6 separate regions of the Homo sapiens genome follow, and all the other regions are linked to region 6. A link is a contact called in ENCODE Hi-C or POLR2A ChIA-PET data. All regions are on one chromosome and are shown on one strand. Each heading gives the region's core, a stretch centred on a gene start or an enhancer-like site at or near the end of the contact. The rest is flanking DNA. Distances are from core to core; before and after follow the strand shown. Region 1 holds the start of SETD4 (SET domain containing 4). Region 2 overlaps RUNX1 (RUNX family transcription factor 1). Region 3 overlaps RUNX1 (RUNX family transcription factor 1). Region 4 overlaps RUNX1 (RUNX family transcription factor 1). Region 5 holds the start of LINC01426 (long intergenic non-protein coding RNA 1426). Region 6 overlaps LOC100506403 (a long non-coding RNA gene).

Region 1 (2,700 bases), core at 16-2,515, 530 kb after region 6:
ACTTGGGAGGCTGAGGCAGGAGAATCGCTTGAACCTGGGAGGCGGAGGTTGCAGTGAGCCGAGATCGCGCTACTGCACTCCAGCCTGGGCGACAGAGCGAGGCTCCGTCTCAAAAAAATAAAAAAATAAATACATAAATAAAAATAAAATAATGGCTGGGTACAGTGGCTCACGCCTGTAAAACCAGCACTTTGGGAGCCCGAGGCGGGCTGAGGTCAGGAGTTCAAGACCAGCCTGGCCAACATGGTGAAACCCCGTCTCTACTAAAAATACAAAAATCAGCCGGGCGTGGTGGCAGGCACCTGTAATACCAGCTACTGGGGAGGCTGAGGCAGGAGAATCGCTTGATCTCAGGAGGCGGAAGCTGCAGCTAGACGAGATCACGCCACTGCACTCCAACCTGGGCGACAGAGCGAGACTCTGTCACAAAAAATAAATTAAAAAAATAAAAATAAAAAATAAATCTACTTCTAAAACATACGAGGGCAGAAATGAGCAAGAGACAAGAACTCCAGGCAATATTAATACCGCACTTCCGCAGTATAAGGTTCATTATTTGACCTAACGAAAGTCGGCATGTCCAGCTCCAGAGGCGAACGGCGGCTGGTTCGGTGCGGGTCCCAGCGCTCAGTCCACAGACCGCGCCGGGAAGTGTCCCCAAGACTCCCGGGCCCTCGCGCGAGCTGTCCACCATCACCCTGCTGAGGACCACGTGAAGCCCGGTGACCGCCACAGACACAGGCACCGTCCCCGCCCCCATAGTCCTCAAACTCTAGCCGTGAGGCCGTCCTACGGTCCGACACACACCGCTCCCGCAGCCATAGGCCAGCCAGGCGAGCATCGGACCTCGGGCCTCAGGCTCCTCAGCTTTACGCAGCGCGCCGGAGCAACATGCGCTAAGTGTAGGACTCCACAAGATGAGAGGTTACTGCAGCGCACACGATAATGCCTGCCCTGGAGGGGACCTGCGACCTAAACTCAGTTCTTTTTACGCTGATGAATGAAAGACTAAGGAACGCACCCCGCCGACTCTGCTCCCGTTACCCGGGCAACTGGAGGCCCGACCCGGAAGTCCTACTAGCTCACCTAGGCGCCGGCGGCCGCTTCCAAGATGGAGGCTGCAGTGGGCGGGCCCAAGGCACGTGGAAATACCAAACAGCCCCAGATGAAGGCAAGTTAAAGGAACCGGCCAAAACTGCAGAGGGAGAGGCTGAAGGCTGTCGCGCCTGCCTGGTGTCCTTAAGCAATCCAAGTCCTCAGTCTCCCGGGTCCGCCCCTTCCGCCGCGGGCGGCAGCTTCCGGCTCGCGCATGCGCAGTGTTCGCGGACTCGCCGCCAACGCCCAGTACAGTCGGGGACGAGGTCGGCACACCCACAGCCCCATAACCCCTACGTCGAGTCAGGGGTCAGAAAACCCAGTAACCCGCAGGCGAGCAAGCTGCGCACTGAAAAGCCGGCCTGCGGAGTCTTTCCTTACGAAGTTAAACCACCTAGGGCGCGCGGCCCTGTTCGCCCAGACCTCGGGCTTTCCTGCCAGGCTGGGTTTGCCGGGTCGAGTCACTTTGCTCGCCAATCCCCGCCCCCATTCCACCGTTTCATTCTGGCCCCAGGACCCGCCTCACAGGAAAATTCTAAATAATATATCTAAATACCCCTTCTTCCAATAGCGGGAGCTCGATTTCTGCCCCACCCACCCCCACTTTGATTATGGGCTATGCCTAGTAACTTGATTCCAAAGAGTACAGCCTGGAATGGTGTTGGGGACTACAGTGGAGAAACCTGGCAAACAGTACCTTACCGGGTGGTCAAGGATAACATCAGGAAGAAATCATGCTGATAGCATGTTCCTGTGGTGTCTCTCTCCAAAACCCTTCTATGGAAATCTTCTATGGGGGAAAAAAAATTAGTACTCCTAAACATGTTTTCTGTCATGAAAAACAAGTACAGTTGTCCCTTAGTGTCCGTGGGGGAATGGTTCCAGGACCCTGCGGATACCAGAATTAGAATGCTCAAGTCCCTTGTATACAATGGTGTAAACCTAAGTAACAAAAGAGGCTCCCTAAAAGAAAATGAGATTTATCTGGGAGTAGCATTGCAATGGGAATATGCATGCCATAGTAAACTGTGTGCGTTTTGGGGGAGGTTGAGGCAAGGAGATGTTTTTAAAAGGAAAATGAAGATTATATGAATTGCTTTAAATCAATTATCTTTGGCTAAAAGAATGAATAACAAAGGTAGCATCAGTCCAAAGTTGCTGGACAGATGTCCTTGCAGAAGGATTTTCTGTGTTTAAGATTGGGCCTTTCTGCAAGGTTAGGGTCTTTTGTGACAATTCTTGTTATGAGGCGTAGTGCATGAGAACCCTTCCTTCAAGGCCTTCCCCAGCTGCATTTATCAGGGTTTTGACACAAGTGACTCCATTTTGATTCTGCAACTTTCACAATGGTGTAATATTTGCATATAACCTATGCACATCCTCCCATATACTTTAAATCATCTCTAGATTACTTATAACATCTAATACAATGTAAATACTATGTAAATAGTGAAGGGGTGGCCTGCCGCTCCACACCTGTGGGTGTTTCTCATCGGGTGGGATGAGAGACTGAGAAAAAAAAGAGACACAGAGGCAAAGTATAGAGAAAGAAAAGTGGGCCCAGTGGACCGGCGCTCAGCATACGGAGCACAAATCCTATTTAAA
Region 2 (2,700 bases), core at 164-2,663, 720 kb before region 6:
AAGATAAGCCATATTCTGGGCCACAAAACACACTTTAAGATCCTTAAAAGTATAGAAAGCATACAAAGTATTTTCTCAGACCACATGGATTTAAATTAAAAAGCCAATAATAGATAACTGGAAAATCTCCAAATATTTGGAGATTAAACAACATACTTCTACATTAGACATGAGTCAAATAAAAAGTCTCAAGAGAAATTAAAAAATGTTTTGAACTAAATGAAAATACAACTTATTACAATTTTTGGATGCAGATAGAACAGTACTTAGAGGGAAATTTATAGCATTGAATACATATATTAGAAAAGAAAGATCCAGAATCAGTCACTGAAGCTTCCACCTCAGGAGACTGGAGAAAATAGCAATACAGACCTCAAGCAAGCAGAAGAGAAGAAATAATAAAAATTAGACTAGGAACCAGTGAAATTAAGTACAGGAAAATAATAGACAAAATCAATAGAACAAAATATCTTGTTCTTTGAAAAGTTCAAAACATCCCTCTTTGTCCTCGTGCTCCCCACAGGCGCTGGGAGAAGATGGATAGAGACCCCTCCCGGCCCTCCTCTGACTGTCCACTCTAGGGTCTTTTAAACACCCACCCTCAGAAGCTGGGTTTCCAACAGCACCCCTTGAGCGGTGGCACCCTTCATCCTGGGCTTGGAGAAGGTTATAGTTAGAAAGCCCCTTCCTTGATTGTGTGGCTGACATCTTTAAAACGCCAGGTCTTTCAGTCATCTCTCAGAGCTATTTAAAAATAAAAGTCACATAGACCACAGGGTTCTACCATCTATTTTTGAAAAAGGCAAATCAGCTTGGTGAACATATAAACCCTAGGGGCAGCCCTGGTTATTTCCCTGGAGGAATTTTTTCCCTCCTTCATCCTGGAGGAAGGTAGGGACGTTCCCAGGGTTCCCTCCAGATTCACCTCAGTCATGGGGAGCTGGTGTAATGCCCTCTTGGAGACCTCAGAACACACAACAGGATGTGACTCAGGACTCAGAGATGTGAGTCAGTTTCCAGGGTGATGTGTTAGGGCGAGCCCCAGTGGTGGTTTGCATCTCACTGTCTGGGACCCCTGGGAAGAAAGGCCTAGGCTCCCCTTGCAGACAAAGGGGGTGACCCCAGATGCTTCCCAGCATCACATCTGTCAGAGGTGTGTGATGTCAGGGGCCTTTCAGAGTCCCTGGGGGTGGGTGACTCTGCTCTGAAAGGGACATTTCCCTGAAAGTTCCACTGTCTTTGAGAAGCAGTGTTTCCTCTGGCCTCTGCAGCAGGGAGCAAAGCTCCGGCACAGCACAAGTAAGAAGAGCAGTCACCTATTCCTACTACAGGTACCCCCAGGTAGCAGACACCGGCTCAGCACACTGTTGCTATATCATTGAAATCCCATGATAACATGAGTCAGTCAGCACCAGCTCTGGATCCTGGAAAAAAGGGAGGTTGTGAAACAGCTCCAGGATTTGCCAACCGTTCGTCTCTGGCCGGCTGCAGACATCTTGGTTAGTCATGTGTAGCTCAGATGCATTCGTTGTTCCAGCAATTACTTTGAAGAGAAGCAGACAGACCAAGCCGGGGCAGAACCCTGCCTGGGTATGCTGTTTTAAAGGCCTCAGGTTTTGAGGGATCCCATCCTCACTGCCGACCTGCCAGCCTGGGAGGTGGCAGGCTGCCTGCGGGAAGGAAGAAGGGAGCCCTGTGTCCGCCTCTCCACCACTCCCTGCTTCCGGGACCCGTATTCATCACCTCGCCGGGGAAGCTTTGTGGCTTTGTGGTCAGGGCCCTGTGAATCAAGAATGCTGGTTCCTCACATCAGGCCGCCCCCAACCCTGCTGGTTCACCCTGGAGTCCTTTTCTTTTCAAACCTCTGTTTCCTCACCTCTAAAAATGGGGGTAACCAGGCTCACTTGCCTCACAGGTGTGAGAGTTAATTAATGTTTGTGGGGCAGCTTTGAGATCCACAGATGAAAGGTGCTCTATAAACGCAAAATGCAATTCCTCATTAGCACTGTCAGACGGTTCCCAGGGGAAACAGTTCACCCTGCACCACGAGGCTGCTACCCTCAGCCAGATGAGTCTGAGACACGTCTGGGAAAGGGCTACGTATTTAGGCAGAGTGCTTTTGGAGGGAGGGTTCAAGGATAGGTCACTAGCTTCCAGAAAAGATGGGTGTTTTTAGAACATGTCTCATTCTCAGTTGGCATCGTGTCCCTGAGGCAGAGGGAGAGTGGCCTTCAGTGCACACAGCTGGAGGGACCATAGTTCAGAGGGAACAGAAGGCACCTTCTGGTTTCTGCTGCCTCCTCCCTTGCAGACAGATTCTTTCTCTGTACTTTGTTAAATAAACATTTGTTGCAGACATCTTTTCCATAAGGATCTTCTGCACTGTGCACTTTCTGCACCTCTGCCCCCCGTATACAACTTTCCAGGCCTGAAGGAGCTCTACAGACAGGTTGGGTACATTCCTGCAACACCAGCACATCATGGATGTTTAGATTCTTCTATGGCCACCCTATTTATTTCCTTCCACTCCTCCATGTCCTTCTTCTCCAGGAGGGTAAAGACAACTTTCTGCTCCCTTCTACTCCTCTGGCACCTTTGCCCCGCTTAGTTCCTTGAAAAACATGAGCCAGAAATATTGTGTTGAGGGCTGGGATATCTCAAGCAGCCTCCATCCTGAGACTGGACCCTTGGTGGAGAATG
Region 3 (2,700 bases), core at 68-2,567, 550 kb before region 6:
ATCACTTGAATGGATTCCCCAGCTCACTAGAGATAGGCAGTAAGGCTCTTTCTCCCTCCATCTGTCTCTTAGAGACTATCTCATAGTTTTCAGTCCTGCATGCTTATATGGACAAAGGGAGGAGGCAGATGTAGGAATCTTTTATTCAGGCCCCTCACATCTCTAAAAGATAGTCCCACTTTGGTGCCTGTGATGTTATATTGTAGTGGTTGGTGTATTTGATTGTCTCCCTTGCTACATAGTTATCATGCCAAGGACAAATTTTTGTCTGTGAATGGAGAAGAACGAGGGAAGCTCAAATCCCTGCAACGTACTGGCTTCCTGACCTGGATTGGACAAGTCACATAATCTTTCCAGGACTAATCCAGTGTCATCATGTGTGGGAAATTTTTGTATGTGAATTTTATGATACTATACATATATAAGTGATTTTTAAGAGGCCATTTATTTTCTCTTACAGTTTTCCAAACTTTGCATGTATTGATATAATAAATGTTTTATCACTGATCCAATCCATTCTTCATGCATTCATCATTACAATCCTCCTATAAATCTGCTTGTAAATCCCAAGTACTAGTTTAATTTACCAAGAGAACAACACAAACCTCCCTCCATGTCATAGAAAACTCAGTTTGGAGACACTTTATATTAAACCTTATTCCCAAATGTCATCACCACCCAGGGCAAATGGCTCATCTGACACTGTTAGCTTCTAAGGAACATTTTAATCCTTTCTACTATTGCCAGCATAGCACATGAATGACACCAAATCCACTACAAGTCTCCAGGGAGAAATGCATCGCTGATATGATGGCTTTATCTACATTTACACATTGAGGGGAAAATTGAGCTTGTTTTCATACTTCCACAAGTGCACTCTTCTAGCCCACTTTGCCTTTATTATCTCAATATTTCTGATGAATCGGAATTTTGGCCTGGATTATCCAAAGAATTGTTTCAGATCTCTTTGCCTCCACACGTAGATGGAGCTTTAGGCTATGCTCCTCCCACCCCTTCATAAATTCATGGCTTTTCAAAAATTTTCTTCTCTGTTTTCGTAAAAGCCAAGTGCAAAGAGAGAAACTAACTGATTGTACTTCTTCTTGATATGCCTGATAGTTTTCTGTCATCTTAATCATCACACGAGCAAGACTACTCAACACCCAGGCCTTCTGAGATCCGAACAATAAGTAACCACCAGTCACCTCCACACAGGCTGGCCAGGGGTGCTCATGGGGCAGAGTCCATATTAGCTGAAGACTTGCCTGTCCTCTGCCAGGGAACTCTACGGAAACGAGGGCAAGCTTTGCATGAAACCCCATTTGCAAACCGAAACCGTGAAAAAAAAAAAAAGGTGGTTCAGTGTGGTTTTTACTCAAAACCAGGTGAAGCTTTGTGGTTCAGCCAAGTTTTGACTTGAAGCCGGAGAGAGCTCACTGTGTTTGGCTGGACCTTGTTTTACATTTCATGTTCCATTTGGTTCTGTTTCCCAAACCTGAAACTGAGGGTTCAGATGAGGGGCACAAAATGAATAAAATGAAGTTGACATGAAATGTGGTGTAGATGAAGACAGCACCAGCTTTGTGATGCCAACTCCTGCTCCTGCTCTCTGCCGGCACTCCTTCTAGAAACGGCCTTCCCCACACTAAGTAGTTCCCTGGGACTTTTCTTTAAGGAACAGAATGATTAACACTATACAAAAATAGCAAAGGCTATTTTGCTCTTGTTTATTTTAACAGATCCATTAACAAATCTGTTTTTGTGAGTCAGCCATTGAGACTTTTGAGGAAAACATTTTAAGTAACAGACTGTGACGTTATAATGGCATGAATTTATTTAATATGTTTTAAATATCTACTATGTGCTAGAAATTTTAACTTATTAAGTTCTCACCGTATTTTATAGATGTGGAAACTAGGCTCAGAGTGATTGGATAAATTGCCCATATGCTAAAAGAGAAGGCAAGCAAGTGTAATACTAGGCAGAGCCAGCTAGATGTGGAAACTAGGCTCAGAGTGATTGGATAAATTGCCCATATGCTAAAAGAGAAGGCAAGCAAGTGTAATACTAGGCAGAGCCAGCTAGTAAGTGGTGGAGGAAAAGACTTCCCCCTGGATCTTTTCCCTAGCTATTTTCATTAGACCTCAATACCTACAAATCAGACCGAAGTTCTGCCCTCCGGGATATTATGAAGATACATATTTGGCTTCATAAAGAAGCTCTGCTCTGCTTCTATGGATTTAACCAACTGTGGATCTCTCTACGTATAGATCTGTATATATGGATGGTTGTCTGTATTGAACATGCGCAGACTTTTTTCCTGTCATTCTTCCCTAAACAATACAGTATAACAACTATTTGCATAGCATTTACATTATGTTAGGTATTATAAGTAATCTAGGGTTGATTTAAAGTATACAGGAGGATGTGCACATGTTATATGCAAATACTACACCATTTTAGAAAAGAGACTTGAGCATCTGAAGATGTTGTTATTCCAGAGGGGTCCTGAAACCAATACCCCCATGGATACTGGGGGGTGACTGTACTTAAAACAATAGTGTGTGGTGGAAAGTGCTAAACTTCCTAAAAGTTGTCCAAATGGTGAGCTGTGTGGGTTTAGAAGAGGGGAGAGAAGGCTTCTAGCTAGGGAAGGAGGGGTGGAGAGGGTAGCAATTGCAAAAATCTTTGTAAAAACAG
Region 4 (2,700 bases), core at 1-2,500, 650 kb before region 6:
CATCTGGAACATCCCCTAGGGCCACCACCTAAACACCAGTCAAAGGACAAATGCAGACATCAGGGATGTTATACATACACTTTTAGGGCATTTGTGTAGTGATTATTCTAAAATTAAATGTATATTCAATGATTTCTTTTTAGGTTGCAGAGGAATAGCAATGATAACTTAAGCAAAACAACAGAAAAGTTATAAAGAGAAGACACTTTTTTATTATATTTTAGGTTGGTGCAAAAGTAATTGCAGTGTTTGCAATTTTTAACTCCAAAAACTGCAGTTACATTTGCACCAACCTAATACATTATGTATAACTATATGTAAATTTTCAAATAGTGACACATATACTAAATTTACCTCATAAAGCCATAGTAGGTCACATAGCACAGTTGGAACAAGACTAACCATAGCAAGATATCAAGGATTTTGAGTAGCTATGCCGTCTCCTGAATACAAGCATCTCTTCTTAATTTCTCCCGTTTGAGAAACAGAACATCCTGTGTTTGTAAGTTTATAATCCAACCCATCTTTTACTTGCTCAGACCTCCACTAACAGGCTGAACAAGGTGCAGACTTTACTTTTAGAAAATAAAACAAAACAAAAAAACACAAAAAAACCCAATTTCTGCTAAAAGTAGATTTCATCTTGCTGACGATTCTTAAGTAACTTAAACTGTCCCTCTACAGTTCATCTTTGATACCTCCTACTCATCGCTATTATCTTGAGTTTTACTAGCAATGAATTCTAGCACACAAGAAAAAAAAATCAGAAATGCACCCTTCGTTTACTAATTACAAAATCAACAGACCTCAGAAAGACGGGACATTCACTTCTATGCACTCCCCTCAATTCAGGGGTGGAATTGGGTTGCATTTTTGTATCTGTGAGTCTCAGCGTGTGTAAACTCATGTCCTCACAGATGCCTGAGGTTTTCTGCTAGCCCAGCTGATCTTGACCAGGAATTTATTTAATGTAACTGAGTAAGTATGAAGTCTTATCAGGGCTATTGGAGAAAACTGGTAGATAAATGTTTTTATACTCAGGTAATTAAGAAAATGAATTCCAAAGTAAAATACTCTGAAAAGCATGACCTAAAGATACTTTGTACAATAGCATCAATTTCTTGGCTATCATTTAGGCCTTCTAGAAACTATTTTCTTGGTCTAGACATTTACTATTGGCTGTATTTCCTTTGTTTCTATTTTTCAAAGCAGTCATACAACTTCAAATCGAAATGCCCCAAGCTGTATTTATTCTGATCATTTCTGACATTCTTTACGGTAAAGTCAGTAGTGACATTTATATTACTCATTCCAATTACATCATCATTTTTGGTTGCTGTTTTTGAATTGGTAACAGTAAAGCATTCCTTAATCTAGTGTTATCACTCCTTCCTCTGCCTCCTACTTCCCAATTTTTACCTTAATAACTGCTACATAATTTTTTGTAGTATATATTTTCAGGCCTCTTTTTCTATATGTAAAAAAGGCTGCCATAGACTCACTTGTATGATATCGAAGTCATGTTTCTCAAGATTCCCATTTTCATGATCTGCTTAGCCATCACCCTTTCCCTGTGGCCTCCAGATGACTATCTATTGTTTTTATTCATTAGAACTGCTTCAGTCCTTGTGGCACAGAACACGAACTAACTCACTATGAGAGATGAACATACTTCCAACCCCAAGACTACACCAGGATAATCTAGTCTCATAGAAGCAGGGAGGCATTTTCCTCTATTTTATCCAACTTGCACTGCCAAACAAGGTCTGGGCCTTTTCTCTCTTTTTAATCCTTTCATTCCAATTGTTGGACATGTTTTCCATATAGGAGATTTTAAAACTCTGCTATTTATTCCCCAAGCACCCTCTAATTAGCTATTTAGTTCCCATTATAAGTGTGTTTGTTGCCATTTAATTAAGAGCAGTGATACGACAATTCCCTTTTTGTTTTAAAAAGATATCACGGAAATAAATCTCCCTGATCAGTTATTTGGTTATTGCTACTGTTTTTTTTTTTTTTCTATTCCCGAAAAATGGGCTTGCTTTATTTTGCTCTTTTTAGTCTCTCACAACAAATTTTCCCCTTTTTTTCATGATTTTCACTTCCCGTTGTAAAGTTAGCTCACAGTGTTGAAATGCCCTCTTTGAACACATATTTTTACTTCCTCATCCTCCTCTCCCTGTGGTAACCCAGGCTTCTCTATTGTAACTCAACATTCAGCAGGTATACAGAGACTGCCTCCACTACGTGGGTTTCAAACTGAATAACTCATTGTTGGGTCTGGATCTGTAAAAAGGTGAAAATAAATAAATCTTCTTTTATAACTACAGGAATGTATTCTGAATTATCTGCCTCCTACTGCTGTTCCCCTCACAGTGCTCCAAGCCTGTGCCTCTCTCATCTTTCCAATACTATCCTCATTGGTAATTTGGCAAATTCAGGAGACCTTCGCCAAGTCGAAACAAACATAGAATAAAATTATCATGGAGGCTAAATAAGAAAAGGCTGTTGATGTTGGAACTTAAGAAGAAAAAAATTAGAAGTTTAACTCCCACTCCTCTTTTTTTTTAAATGCAGCAGAATCAACCATATTTGGGCACCTACATATCATTCACTTGGCCTTGTATTGATCTCTGAGGGTTTTTTTTTGGTGGAGGCGGGTGGGTAAAGGGGAACTAGTAAATCCAGGGCAATTCATTA
Region 5 (2,700 bases), core at 41-2,540, 780 kb before region 6:
TTTCAAACATGTCCTTGGGAACCTCTGCAGACCCATTCCCAGCCCATTCTCCATGATTCCAGGCCTGGCCAGGTTGAAAACTTCTGTAAATTAAAACTCAAATAAAGAGAGTATAGCTTGGGCATACCTTTTGCACATGCATATATATGTATGTGTGTGCATGTGTGTGTGTGCATGTATGTGTGTGCATGTATGTGTGTGCATGTGTTGGGATTTTTTATTTTTTAAATTTATATTTATTAAAAAAATTTTTTTTGAAACAAGGTCTTCTTCTGTCTCCCAGGCTGGGCTGCAGTGGTGTGATTATGGCTGACTGCAGCCTCAAACTCCTGGGATCAAGCAACCCTCCCACCTCAGCCTCCCAGAGCACTGGGATTACAGGTTTGAGCCACTGCACCTGGCCTATTTAAAAAGTTTGTCTAGAGCAAAAAGTCCCTAGACCTGCCAGTCCAGGGCACTAAATCACAAGAACACCAAGGCCAAACAGGCTTGAAGTCTCCAGGCTCCTCACTGGCAAACTCTACTTCCTGATCCCTTAGTGGGTTGAGGTGCCAACAGCCCCCTGGGGAGGAGGGGGTTGCATTATGGCCGTGGAGAGACTCTGAGCCTTATCAACGGTGTGGGGATGACACCCTTTTCGGAGCACTTTGTGAGGCTTTGTGCCATGCTGGGCGCTTGGCGTCAGAGACAAATAGAATCAATAACTGTGCAAAAAAAGTTGCCAGATAATTTATCCCATTGGCACCGAGCCTAGAATTATAATCAGATCTTGACTTCTTCAAAGCCTTCTTGCTTTGGATTTTCCAAATCGAAAATAAATATTGGGGGCAATTACCTTTCCTTAGTTCTCTGATGTATGAAGGGGAGTTTTCATCTATTAATTTAAGAACCCTCTCATTTCATTCGGAAGGTATTAGCCCATGGAACTTGTTAACTTAATATCAACACAGTCTGTCTAGGTTTTGACTGAAAAGAGAAAGGGGTTGTTATGCTCTAGGTTAATATTTTCCTCTCTTTAAGAAGTCTTGGGTATGCCAGACACTTCTCGGACAAAAACAGCTGTTTTCTTCCCATTGCTGAACGCATTGTTTGTGCGAGTTCACTTACTTGCTATACTCAGAATATCCTCCAGGAGTCAGCAAATCCCAACCTCTGGACGTGGCTCAGGGCCGCCCTGCCCATTGCTGAGCTGATTTGGAATTTGGGCCTGAGAGAGGAAGTGATTATTGGATGACAGGCTGCCTCCTAGGGGGCTTCTCTGGGCTTGCCATGAAAGCACTTCCGGAGGAAAAGCAGAGCTCCATCAGTCTCTTTTGGAGAGCTGTGAACGTGACCAGACCTATTAATTACTTAACTGAGGTGCTGAACTTTGAAAATGAAAGTTCCGGTGGGGAGTTCTGTCCTTTCCAGCCTGGGGAGCTCTGTCAGGGCTCTCCTGAGCGTCTCTTTCAGCTTATCAAGCTCGCTCGGGGACCGTCTCTGGTAAGTACAGGCAACCCCTCCAGCCAACCCCTCCACCCTGTGGGCCGGGGAAGTGTCTCATCGTTGAATCCACTTGCAGGCACTTCCTTGATCTCAAGCCCCACCACGCTGCCCCCAGAGTCCCAGCGAGTGGCTCAGTCACACTGGTGCGTGCCTCTCACCCGCTCTGACCTCGTCATGGGGTCCCCGAGGTGCTGGTTCATGCAAGGCTCTGTGCCTAACCAAGCTAAACACGGTGGGGCTGGGAGCAGAGGCTCACACCTGTAATCCCAGCACTTTGGGAGGCCAAGGCAGGTGGATCACCTGAGGTCAGGAGTTTGAGACCAGCCTGACCAACATGGTAAAACCCCGACTCTACTGAAAATACAAAAATTAGCCAGGCGTGACATCATGCGCCTGTAATCCCAGCTACTCGGGAGGCTGAGGCAGGAGAATCGCTTGAACCTGGGAGGCGGATGTTGTGGTGAGCCAAGGTCGTGCCACTGTACTCCAGCCTGGGTGACAGAGGGAGACTCCATCTCAAAAATAAATAAATAAACAAACTGGTACAGTGCCCTAGTGGCTTTGTGGCTCTGGCTGGGGGAGGAGGGTGGGTTGCATAACTGAGCAGCACCTCCAAGCACGATACCAACACTGCCCAGGGCCTGGCAGAGTCTACAGCTGGTCCTTATCCATGAAACTGGGGGTGAGGGGACGGGGACTGGCGGGGGGACAAATCACCTGCACAAGTGGAACAAAGATACAGGAGATAATGACAGCAAATGGAACGTAGAGTTGATGCGTTCATTGACAAAGAATTTCACACCCTGCATTATCTCACTTGAGCCCCATGAAGAGCCTGTGAGGTGGCTAGGGATGTGGAAGGAGTAGATAGGAGAGGCACAGAACAGGGGAAGGAAGGAGTGGGGCTGGGAGTGAGGACCAGGAAGGCAGAGCTGGCCCCTGGACAGGAAGAAAGCCCAACTGCCTCCCTCCCTCCCATCTGCCCTCCTGCCTGCCCTTTTCCAATAAGATGGAAATGCTGAAGGGGTTAAAAAGACAGCATTCTAAAAGCTGAGATCCTAAAATTGTGACCTCCCCTGTGATCTTAGCCTTCGTGTCAACAGCATTGAAAATGAACCTTGGTCGGGCACGGTGGCTCACGCCTGTGATCCCAGCACTTTGGGAGGCCGAGGCGAGTGGATCACCTGAGGTCAGGAGTTCAAGGCCAGCCTGGCC
Region 6 (2,700 bases), core at 163-2,662:
GCCAGTGCCTTGATCTTGGACTTCCCATCCTCCAAAACTGAGAGAAATAAATTTCTTTTGTGTGAAAGCCGCCCAGTCTATGGTATTTTCATTAGAGCAACCCAAACAGGACTGAGAGAAGTAGTATTGCTGGAACAGGGGAAACAATAATGGTAAAATATACAGGGTGGAGGGGCCCTGGTCTTTAGAGACATCATCTTCTTTCTTATCCTTGGGCAGAAGCAGCAGGAAACTAACAAGAACTTCCAGCAGCAGGTGCATGGTGAGCTCATCACTATTGCAGTCACATCAGGCTGCCATTCAGGATACCAAAGATGGGGCAGCTTACACACCAGGCATGACTTTCTCAGTTTTGGAGGCTGTAAGTCAAAAATCAAGGTGGCAGCCAATTCTGTTCCTGGTGAGAGTCCTCTTGCTGGTTTGCAGATGACTGGCTACTCTCTGAATCCTTACATAAGGAAGAGAGCAATCATCTCTCTCCTGTGTCTTCTCCTAAGAGTGCTAATCCCATTCATGAGGGCTCCACCCGCATGACCTATCACCCCCAAAACCCCATCTCCAAATACCATCACTTTAGGGATTAGGACTTCAACAGAGAAATTCAGGGAGGGGACCACAAACACTCAGTGCACATCAGTAACTCACAACTTCTCTCGTAGTTCCCTGTGGATGTGTGGAAGAATGGGTATCTGTCAAAAGTTAGACACACCAGGGGAAAGGAAAGCCTGGTGATTCTATAGAACCTTCCTTGTACTCCCGTCTCCAATTCAGGATCCAATGGCAGGAGAATGGGCAACAAAATGCCCTGAGAAGCTCATGAGGTCAGCACAGAAGATGCCATGAGTCTCCTGTGATGTTGGGAAAGGAATCTCTCTCAGTGGACACTGTGGGGAGGGAAGGAGGGTCTGGGAAACAATGCCTCTCTTGCCTTTTTAAATCTAAGAATTGCACATTCAGAGGGGAGTGGGAGTACAGTCATGTCATCATCTCCACATTTCATTTGATAAAGGATAGACGGTTTTGAGTCATAGACCTTTAAATATGCATGGGGTGGGGGTGGCATTAGATGAACCCTAGTCTCAAGTTGCTGGGTGAGATGAAGTCAAACAGTATCAAACCCTTTCATTCTCCTAAAAATGAGCCAAGACCATGAGCTGTAGGTAGGCATTTGCTCCAAAATGATATATTGCAGTTTTGCAACTTTCCTTTCTGTGGCTGCTGCTGTCCAAAATGCCACTTCCCTCTTAAGTTCTTCTATGCACAGTTAGAAAGATAAAATGCTAAGCAGTTGAAAAGGGTTGAAAAAGAAAGATGTAGGTTTAGGTCCGGAGCCTGGCGCACCCGCCCTAATTTGAGTCAGGGACCCTAGGCGCCTGCAGCTCCGGTTCGGGTTGAGTGCCTCCTGTCAGGATGTGAAGCTGCTGTCCCCCCCGGGGGCCTCCAGCACTGCTGAGGACTCAGCAGTCAGCCTCTCCTCCCACTTGGGCTCATTTACAGAGAGCATCTCCAGGAATCAGTCATGGGGAAAGGGGAAACGCGGAGTGACAACACAACACGTAGAAAGTTCTCTGCCGCCTTGGTCAGGCTTGTCAGCCTCACAGCCCATCCTGCTCCTGCGGGAGGAAAAGTGAGCAGAACTCAGCCCGGAGATGAGCCGCAGGCCGGCAGCCCCTGCCTCTGCCCTGCTTGTTGTGACTGCAATGCAAGGCTCTCTGTAGGTGCGGGGGATTCGGGTTAAATGGGTCTCCAGTGGTCCAGCGCTCCCAGCAAAGGCCGACCACAAGAATTAGCGGGCTAGTTATTTACCATAACCATATACAAAACCACAAGCATCAGCGTTCCCTCAAATACATCCGAGACGCTGTATATCTCTTTATTAAAGCCTGTCAGGGTTTGTTATTGCACAGCTTGGCCTTGAACCCCAACTAAACCAGGCTGCTTGAGCAAAGAACCAAGCAATGCAAGCATTCAGGCAGGACCATTATAACCCTGAGGCCAAAGGCAGAAGCAGGGAGAGGAGACGTCTTCCTCTCCTGCCTCTCTCCTTTCACTTTCACTTCGAATTGATTTTTAACTACATTCGAGCTCACGATGATAGATGGCTGTAAAATATTTTAATCATTCATAAATAAAGTATTTATCTTGTGTGAGTTATCCGGTCTCCTTCACTTTAATGAACACAGTATACATCACGCTAATCCATTACTATCAATCATAGGTTTCAAGGTAGGCAATGTAAAAACTTAGAATTGTTGTCATCCCTTCTAGGCCTTTGGACTAAGATCAGGTTTGGTTGCTATTCTTATCTGTTTGCTTAGTTTTACTTTGCCTCGTTCTCAGACCTATTTTTTTCAAAGCCATGATGTATGCATTCTAGCACATTGATGTCATTTTGAGTTCAAATGCCCCACTGGTTAAGAAAACAGCACAATGTGGAATTTTCAGCTTTCAAAAAGGTCTTTGCTACAAGACAACTCAGATAAAGAATTTAGCAATAGCCAAGATAGAGTGGTGGTGATTAAGTGATGTAATCAAAGGATTGCAATTCCCATTCTAAATAACTCTCTAACTTCAAATTTGACTATGGGGTGACCAACCTATCGGGGTGTATGTTGAACTTTCCTGGTTTGAGCACTGAAATTTGCATGTCCTGAGAACTCCGAGTCCCAGGCAAGCCAGCCTGGCTAGTCACCTAACTAT

The links. A loop is a pair of places that touch in the nucleus more often than their neighbours do. ChIA-PET counts read pairs that join two places held with the same protein, here RNA polymerase II (POLR2A). Pooled maps may share reads with other maps.
Region 1: a loop to region 6 is called in a pooled map, with 4 times the contacts of the local background. The contact joins the promoter of SETD4 here to the enhancer-like site in region 6. A Hi-C loop is called at or near these places in 5 of 50 pooled maps. POLR2A ChIA-PET finds 5 or more read pairs at or near these places in 2 of 52 experiments (WTC11 and activated T-cell).
Region 2: a loop to region 6 is called in a pooled map, with 4 times the contacts of the local background. The contact joins two enhancer-like sites. A Hi-C loop is called at or near these places in 2 of 37 single-sample maps with no recorded cell type and 7 of 50 pooled maps.
Region 3: a pooled map shows a loop between it and region 6 (5-fold over the local background). The contact joins two enhancer-like sites. A Hi-C loop is called at or near these places in 1 of 37 single-sample maps with no recorded cell type and 8 of 50 pooled maps. POLR2A ChIA-PET finds 5 or more read pairs at or near these places in 2 of 52 experiments (AG04449 and naive thymus-derived CD8-positive, alpha-beta T cell).
Region 4: a loop to region 6 is called in a map of B cell, with 2.7 times the contacts of the local background. The contact joins two enhancer-like sites. A Hi-C loop is called at or near these places in 4 of 168 maps with a recorded cell type or tissue (B cell, PC-3 and naive thymus-derived CD4-positive, alpha-beta T cell), 7 of 37 single-sample maps with no recorded cell type and 13 of 50 pooled maps. POLR2A ChIA-PET finds 5 or more read pairs at or near these places in 3 of 52 experiments (PC-3, activated CD4-positive, alpha-beta memory T cell and activated naive CD4-positive, alpha-beta T cell).
Region 5: a pooled map shows a loop between it and region 6 (5-fold over the local background). The contact joins the promoter of LINC01426 here to the enhancer-like site in region 6. A Hi-C loop is called at or near these places in 1 of 168 maps with a recorded cell type or tissue (PC-9), 2 of 37 single-sample maps with no recorded cell type and 8 of 50 pooled maps. POLR2A ChIA-PET finds 5 or more read pairs at or near these places in 1 of 52 experiments (activated CD4-positive, alpha-beta T cell).

What each region holds. Positions count from the first base shown.
Region 1 is chr21:36,059,261-36,061,960 of GRCh38, forward strand. SETD4 (SET domain containing 4) reads right to left here and starts at 1,266. Exons shown (of 12, transcript NM_017438.5): 1 at 1,087-1,266. It overlaps SETD4-AS1 (SETD4 antisense RNA 1), which reads left to right and starts at 1,344. Exons shown (of 3, transcript NR_186380.1): 1 at 1,344-1,361. RefSeq lists enhancers at 1,039-1,188, 1,219-1,268.
Region 2 is chr21:34,806,703-34,809,402 of GRCh38, forward strand. All of the region lies in intron 7 of RUNX1 (RUNX family transcription factor 1), which reads right to left. Among named protein-coding and RNA genes, the nearest start is that of RUNX1-AS1, 28 kb to the right of the region's middle. RefSeq lists enhancers at 568-1,767, 1,281-1,350, 1,629-2,139, 1,654-2,153, 1,967-2,035 and a cis regulatory region at 1,987. Within about 2 kb of position 1,414, at least 23 of the 41 ENCODE cell types and tissues checked have a DNase peak (open chromatin) inside an H3K27ac peak, as active enhancers do.
Region 3 is chr21:34,973,059-34,975,758 of GRCh38, forward strand. All of the region lies in intron 2 of RUNX1 (RUNX family transcription factor 1), which reads right to left. Among named protein-coding and RNA genes, the nearest start is that of RUNX1-IT1, 65 kb to the right of the region's middle. RefSeq lists a silencer at 1,114-1,408 and enhancers at 1,252-1,301, 1,432-1,521. Within about 2 kb of position 1,318, at least 2 of the 41 ENCODE cell types and tissues checked have a DNase peak (open chromatin) inside an H3K27ac peak, as active enhancers do.
Region 4 is chr21:34,880,686-34,883,385 of GRCh38, forward strand. RUNX1 (RUNX family transcription factor 1) reads right to left here. Exons shown (of 9, transcript NM_001754.5): 5 at 1-28. All of the region lies in intron 1 of RUNX1-AS1 (RUNX1 antisense RNA 1), which reads left to right. Among named protein-coding and RNA genes, the nearest start is that of RUNX1-AS1, 46 kb to the left of the region's middle. RefSeq lists a silencer at 2,238-2,287. Within about 2 kb of position 1,251, at least 8 of the 41 ENCODE cell types and tissues checked have a DNase peak (open chromatin) inside an H3K27ac peak, as active enhancers do; they include B cell, where a contact is called at or near this core.
Region 5 is chr21:34,744,535-34,747,234 of GRCh38, forward strand. LINC01426 (long intergenic non-protein coding RNA 1426) reads left to right here and starts at 1,291. Exons shown (of 3, transcript NR_038885.1): 1 at 1,291-1,482. RefSeq lists enhancers at 1,170-1,671, 1,672-2,171, 2,378-2,672.
Region 6 is chr21:35,527,304-35,530,003 of GRCh38, forward strand. All of the region lies in intron 1 of LOC100506403 (a long non-coding RNA gene), which reads right to left. Among named protein-coding and RNA genes, the nearest start is that of MIR802, 190 kb to the right of the region's middle. RefSeq lists enhancers at 1,029-1,148, 1,209-1,258, 1,279-1,458. Within about 2 kb of position 1,413, at least 14 of the 41 ENCODE cell types and tissues checked have a DNase peak (open chromatin) inside an H3K27ac peak, as active enhancers do; they include B cell, where a contact is called at or near this core.